2 separate regions of the Homo sapiens genome follow, and region 1 is linked to region 2. The links are chromatin contacts, found by Hi-C or POLR2A ChIA-PET in ENCODE. All regions are on one chromosome and are shown on one strand. Each heading gives the region's core, a stretch centred on a gene start or an enhancer-like site at or near the end of the contact. The rest is flanking DNA. Distances are from core to core; before and after follow the strand shown. Region 1 holds the start of HPS3 (HPS3 biogenesis of lysosomal organelles complex 2 subunit 1). Region 2 overlaps HLTF (helicase like transcription factor).

The links. A loop is a pair of places that touch in the nucleus more often than their neighbours do. ChIA-PET counts read pairs that join two places held with the same protein, here RNA polymerase II (POLR2A). Pooled maps may share reads with other maps.
Region 1: a pooled map shows a loop between it and region 2 (3-fold over the local background). The contact joins the promoter of HPS3 here to the enhancer-like site in region 2. A Hi-C loop is called at or near these places in 6 of 50 pooled maps. POLR2A ChIA-PET finds 5 or more read pairs at or near these places in 2 of 52 experiments (CD8-positive, alpha-beta memory T cell and PC-9).

What each region holds. Positions count from the first base shown.
Region 1 is chr3:149,128,161-149,130,953 of GRCh38, forward strand. It overlaps HPS3 (HPS3 biogenesis of lysosomal organelles complex 2 subunit 1), which reads left to right and starts at 1,478. Exons shown (of 17, transcript NM_032383.5): 1 at 1,478-1,780. The coding sequence starts at 1,564. RefSeq lists enhancers at 1,479-1,738, 1,520-2,019.
Region 2 is chr3:149,041,658-149,044,625 of GRCh38, forward strand. HLTF (helicase like transcription factor) reads right to left here. Exons shown (of 25, transcript NM_003071.4): 19 at 509-633; 20 at 1-11. Among named protein-coding and RNA genes, the nearest start is that of HLTF-AS1, 43 kb to the right of the region's middle. Within about 2 kb of position 1,399, at least 2 of the 41 ENCODE cell types and tissues checked have a DNase peak (open chromatin) inside an H3K27ac peak, as active enhancers do.

The sequences.
Region 1 (2,793 bases), core at 228-2,727, 87 kb after region 2:
TACAAGTGGGCAGCTCCTGCTCACAGCTCCTGACAAACGTGGAAACCAGACACATGCCCCACCTTCCCTTGGGTAGCATGTCTCTTCCCAAAGAATCTTAGATGAGTCAGGTGCAGTGACTACAGCAAGGAAGAAGACACTATCTCTAGGAAGGAATGGGGTTCCAGGTTTTGAGCAAATCTCACTTCTTTCTCCAAAACAGACATTCTTTTTATGCAGGTGAAATTACACTAAAGTTAATATCAGTCTTCATTAGGAGAAAATTGAATTAGGATAATTAAGTCTTGAAGAAGAAAATTAAGCCAAAAAGAATAATATGGCAGATACTTGTGGAAAGGAATCTTTTTTACTATTGATTTTGATATTTGCTCTTAAGTTTTGTATCTAGAACAAATAACTTGTGGACTATTAGTCTGGTTGTTTTCCATAGGAGCCTTCTGTGATTTTTTGCAGCCCTAGTTCCTGACCTGAGCTACCTCCATGTTTACTTCTCTAACTCACTGAGTTTGACGAACCTGTTGTTTCCCATTACTTAGAGGTACTTTATTCATCTGAAGGGCCTAGGAAAGGGAGGCAAGTTTAACTTCAATCCAATTGCATCTAATTTACAAATTCTGAACTGGAAACTGACTGAAGAAAATGTTGCACTTTCATTTATGTCCCTGTGTGCCTAAATAAAACAGCATCCCTCAATCCATGCTAACACATATATTTTCTAGGTGAACTGGACAAAGTTATACTACTTGTTTTATCTAAATCTGATTTTTTTAGAAAAGGGAAAGTGTTGCGATCGTGAACTCCACGTTGAGATGTCAGGAATAGATAATTTACTGCATAGTTTTAGGAGCACTGGACTGAAAGCCAGGGGATTTCCCTCCTAGTTCTTCTATCCTCTGGGGCTCAAACTAGTCTTTTGTCAAATGCCTACAAGATGAAGTCCATGGATTCTTTCTTTCAACAAATATCTTTTTGCCAAGCACGTTCAAGGCTTTGCTCTTTCCAGCTGAACTATTCTAGAATTTCCATTATTTTAAAGCAACTCTTCAGAGTGTTTAGCCCCGAGTTGCACCCCATTTCAGTTTTTGCAACCCCATCCTCCAGAAGCTCAGGGACTACTGAAGAGACATGAATAACGCTCCTCAAAGTAAGTACAAAATGTTACAAGATAGATGATGAATTGTCAGAACGTACTCAAAAGCCAAAACATACCGCCTGGCCCAAAGCAGTAAAAGACGAAAGGCAGGGACCCAGCGGTCCCCGCACCCACCGGCCACTGAGCATAGAGCAGTGGCAAGCTCGCGCGGCGGAGTGGGAGGCGCAGAGACCGAAAGCACTGCAGCGCCAGAGCGCGGGCTGACCAGGCTGGCGTGACCGCTTTCCCGACGCCTGCCACGCCCCGCGGCGGCCTCTTTAAGTAGCGGAGCCGCGGGCGGGGCCGGCTGGCGTTCACGTGACCCGGCGTCATTGGCTCGCTCGCGGAAGTAGTCCTACATTCGCGGTCAGCGCGGGGTCTCCGGGCGCCCTGCAGGGCGGGCAGGCTGTGCCATCCCGCCGGACGTCGGGATGGTGCAGCTGTACAACCTGCACCCGTTCGGGTCGCAGCAGGTGGTGCCCTGCAAGCTGGAGCCGGACCGGTTCTGTGGCGGGGGGCGTGACGCGCTTTTCGTGGCGGCGGGCTGCAAGGTGGAGGCGTTCGCGGTGGCCGGCCAGGAGCTGTGCCAGCCGCGGTGCGCCTTCTCCACGCTGGGCCGGGTGTTGCGCCTGGCCTACAGCGAGGCTGGTGAGTAATCTAGAGAGCCAGGGGCCGCCTGGGGTCCAGCTTGAGGCCTCCTAGCTAGCGGACCGAACGTCTGGGCTGTAGCTCTAGCTAGGGATGGGACTTCTTGCTTCCCGGAATTTGCCGGATGGTCTCCCTGGGTCTGGCCGCTGATTGCTTGAAGTCGCATTGAGCTATGCGGTTGTCGCGGCAAGCATAGGTATGAGCTTGCTTCTGTCGGGGCGGAGACGCTGACATCTCTTCGTCTTGGTTTTCTGCAGAAAGGCCTCTGGCTGGATTCCACTCATCTCGGATACTTAAGCAAACAACAACAAAAAACTCTTTAGTGCATCAGATTTCAAAGACTTACCAAAAAAACAAGTAGGAATAAGGAGACTAGTACTGTATCCCGGAACCTCCAAGTACTCCCAGCTTTAACAATTATTCCAACTCTTGGCAGTTCTTTCACATCTGTACCTCCATCTACTTCCGGTCGGTTTTTGAAAGCTCACATTATGTGTTGATTTTTAAATGTGTGTAAGTAGAACTCAGACTGCCCCCCTCTCTTCTCTTAAACATCTGTGGCCGGGCGCAGTGGCTCACGCCTGTAATCCCAACACTTTGGGAGGCTGAGGCAGGCGGATCACGATGTTAGGAGTTCGAGACCAGCCTGGTCAATTTATTGAAACCCCGTCTGTACTAAAAATACAAAAATTAGCCGGACGTGGTGGTGGGCGCCTGTAGTCTCAGCTACTTGGGAGGCTGAGGCAGGAGAATCGCTTGAACCGGGGAGGCGGAGATTGCCCCATTGCACTCCAGTTTAGGCGACAGAGTGAGACTCCGTCCCAAAACAAACAAAAACAAACAGTTGTAAGAGCAGCCGTTACTCTTTCACACCAGAAATGTGAAGCAATACCAAGGAAATACTGTGTGGGTGAATCCTATTTTAGAAAAATCCAACATTTAAAACTAGATCCCTTTTAGATTACAGAAGAATTTACCATATAATTCCTTTAATACACTTACCTTCGATTCAT
Region 2 (2,968 bases), core at 149-2,648:
TGTATCATTTCCTAGAGAAAAGGCTGAAAAATTAATTTCAGAGCAAGGTTTGTAATATGACAAGTTAATCTATCTTATAAGGAAAAGTTTCGCTTGCCAGTAGGGAAAGTCTCTCATCATTTTCTGCCATAGGCAAAAAGCATAATTTAAATTTGAAATTTAAGAAACATTCAGAAGCCAAAATAGTAGCCAACTCACATAATATACCTCATAGAGAAGCATCATTATAACATGACAATAACATACCACCACACAATAAAAGGCAGATCCAATATGAATCTTTCATCAAAGGGTATCTATCACCGGAATTCCTGGAAAGACCTCATTATAATTCCATTTCATTGGTAAAAAAATTATTGGATGTATTCCTAGCTGAGTCTCACACTAAAAGCAATCTCCATTTGACAGAACAAAATAAACTAAATGTATGCCACATAAAAAAAATTTATCACTCTTATTTAAGTATCTCTGACAAATACAATGATATGAAGCAATCAAATTTACCTACCTGAGGGGCCATTGGAAGACACTGCATTTGTAAGAAGGTAAGTATGGCAACAAATTTGCCGCAGTCTAAGCAAAAGACCCAGGACATCTGCATAATGTGCCAGGACAGTCCCTTCATTAAAATACCTAGAGATTAAAATGTCAAATATTATTAAGTCCGCTAAACAATAATAACTTCCTATTCTAAAACAGCAGAGTAAAATGGCATTTTTCTTTTCTTCTCTAGAAATTACTCCAAAACAAGAATGAAAAGCAGAAAAGCAACTCTAATAAAACCAAGAGAGATCTATAACAATAAGGCACAATATATGAGAAATGGCTGCCAATTGCAGTCTAAGTCAGATAGGAAGATGCTGAGAGGGATGACTGCAGATCTCAAACAGAGCTGCCAAAACACAATTCTTTAAAATGGATGGCATGCCCTGAGGGGAAAATCAATACCTCTCATGTGCAGAAACAGGAACAGGGTGCATGCTTGGTGACTTGAGCTTCCATGGAGAAATTTATATCAAAAAAAGAGGGAAGGTAAACTGAATACAGAAACATACAGGTGCACTGTATTTTCAAAAAAAGACTATGGGCACAGCACTCTACACTCCAAGCACCCCTAAAGTTTCTGATCTCTGTTTATGTGTACTAATAAAACCTAAAGTAACTCAACATGTAACCCTGAGTCTTAAGTAAATTGGGTTATTTCCTGCTGGTCGGGGACATGATTGTGACCTTTCCCTTTTGTATATCTGGACTAGCAAATAGCTAGTCCAAGAAGAACTCAAGATATTCAAATATAAGTAATAATCAGCAGAGAGCAAAGGTAGGGGACACATGGCAGTGAAAGAAAACTCAGCAGAAAAATGTTGCCACAGAGCAAATAAAAATTATGACCAAGGATACTGTCACAATTTAACACCACTCAATAAAACAATTCCTCCAAAAAAAAAAAATCTTAAAGCAAAGACAAAGAGCTTTGAAAAAATATGGCAAGAGAACAGGAAGAGATGAAAGATGAGCTGGTATGGCTCAAGAAAGTGAAAGAAAACAGTGAATCATCAGAGAAATGAAAGTCACACTGAAACCAATATAAGCCAATATAAAAAAAGACTAGTCACTGATAAAAACATAGAAAAGGATGTAGGAAACAGGACTGAGAAAATCAAAATTAAACAAAAAAATGTAAAAGATCAGAAATAAAATGATACCTATGGAACACAGATAAAAGACATCTAACATACACAGAGAGAAATAAAATAATGGAACAGAAAACAATATTTAAAGAAAGCTTTCCAGGAAAGAGAAGGGGGGAAAAGCCTGGAATCTAAAGATTTAAATAATATCACATGTCCCAGGGGAAAGTCAACAAAGAAGTTGCTGAACTTCAGAGGGAAAAAAAAAAAAAAAAAAAAAACCAGGCTTCCCCACAGAAACATTCTATACAAAATACAGTGGTACAATGACAACATAGATTCTTAAGGAAATGGGTGATCCAAAAATTATATAACCAGGCCATCTGATATTTAAGTATTTTAAGGCAACAGAAGAAATATAGCCTAACGGCTAAGAGTACAAATTTTTAGAGCTAGCTGGTCATGAATTCAAAACCTGGCTGTGCCAATTTAATTATGTAACCTTGGACAGGTTGCTTAACCTATGTCTTGAGCTTCCTCAGTTCTAACAGTGGCATTGTAAAAGTACCTACCTCATACAACTACTGTTATTTAATTTAATACATGTAAAGTATTTAAAATAGTGCCTGGACTATATTAAGTGCTATACATGAATCTGTTGCTAGTATTAGTACTGGTAGTATTATGGCAACAAACATTTCTGAATATTCAAGAATGCAAGGAATAGGCAAAATAATACAAAGATTAAACTTACAAGCTCTAAACCAAAGTGCCAGAGTTAATCTGTCCTGTCACTCACTAGCTGTGTGACAACAGTGTAAGTCACCTAAACTGCTCTGTGCCTCAGTTTCCTCACTTATAAGATGTGGATAATTATACTGACCTAATAGGATTGCTGTGAATACATTTAAAGCACTAAGATCAATGTATAACACCTAGTGAGTGCTAAATAAATGTTAGTAAATATATAGCCTATTAAAAAGAATACTTTAAAAATAACTTATTTTCTGAGAACAGTTTCAATAAAGTTAATCTTTTTCAACTTTTTCAAATAGAATAACCTTTACTAACACTAATTATTCCCTGGCATGGTCATATCTTACTGATACTCAGCATTTCAATTTAAGAGATCTCTTTTGAGTGCCTACCATGTGCTAAATATTAGAAGCTTCCTTCCTCCTATTTCACCAGCCATTGCTATCTTCACAGTTAGATCTCTTTCACTTTACTCACTCCCTTGGTGATCTCATGGCTTTAATTACCATCCACACATAGCTGACTTTGAACTCGACTCTCCTATCCAACTAATTATTTGATATCTCTACTTGGAAAATTCA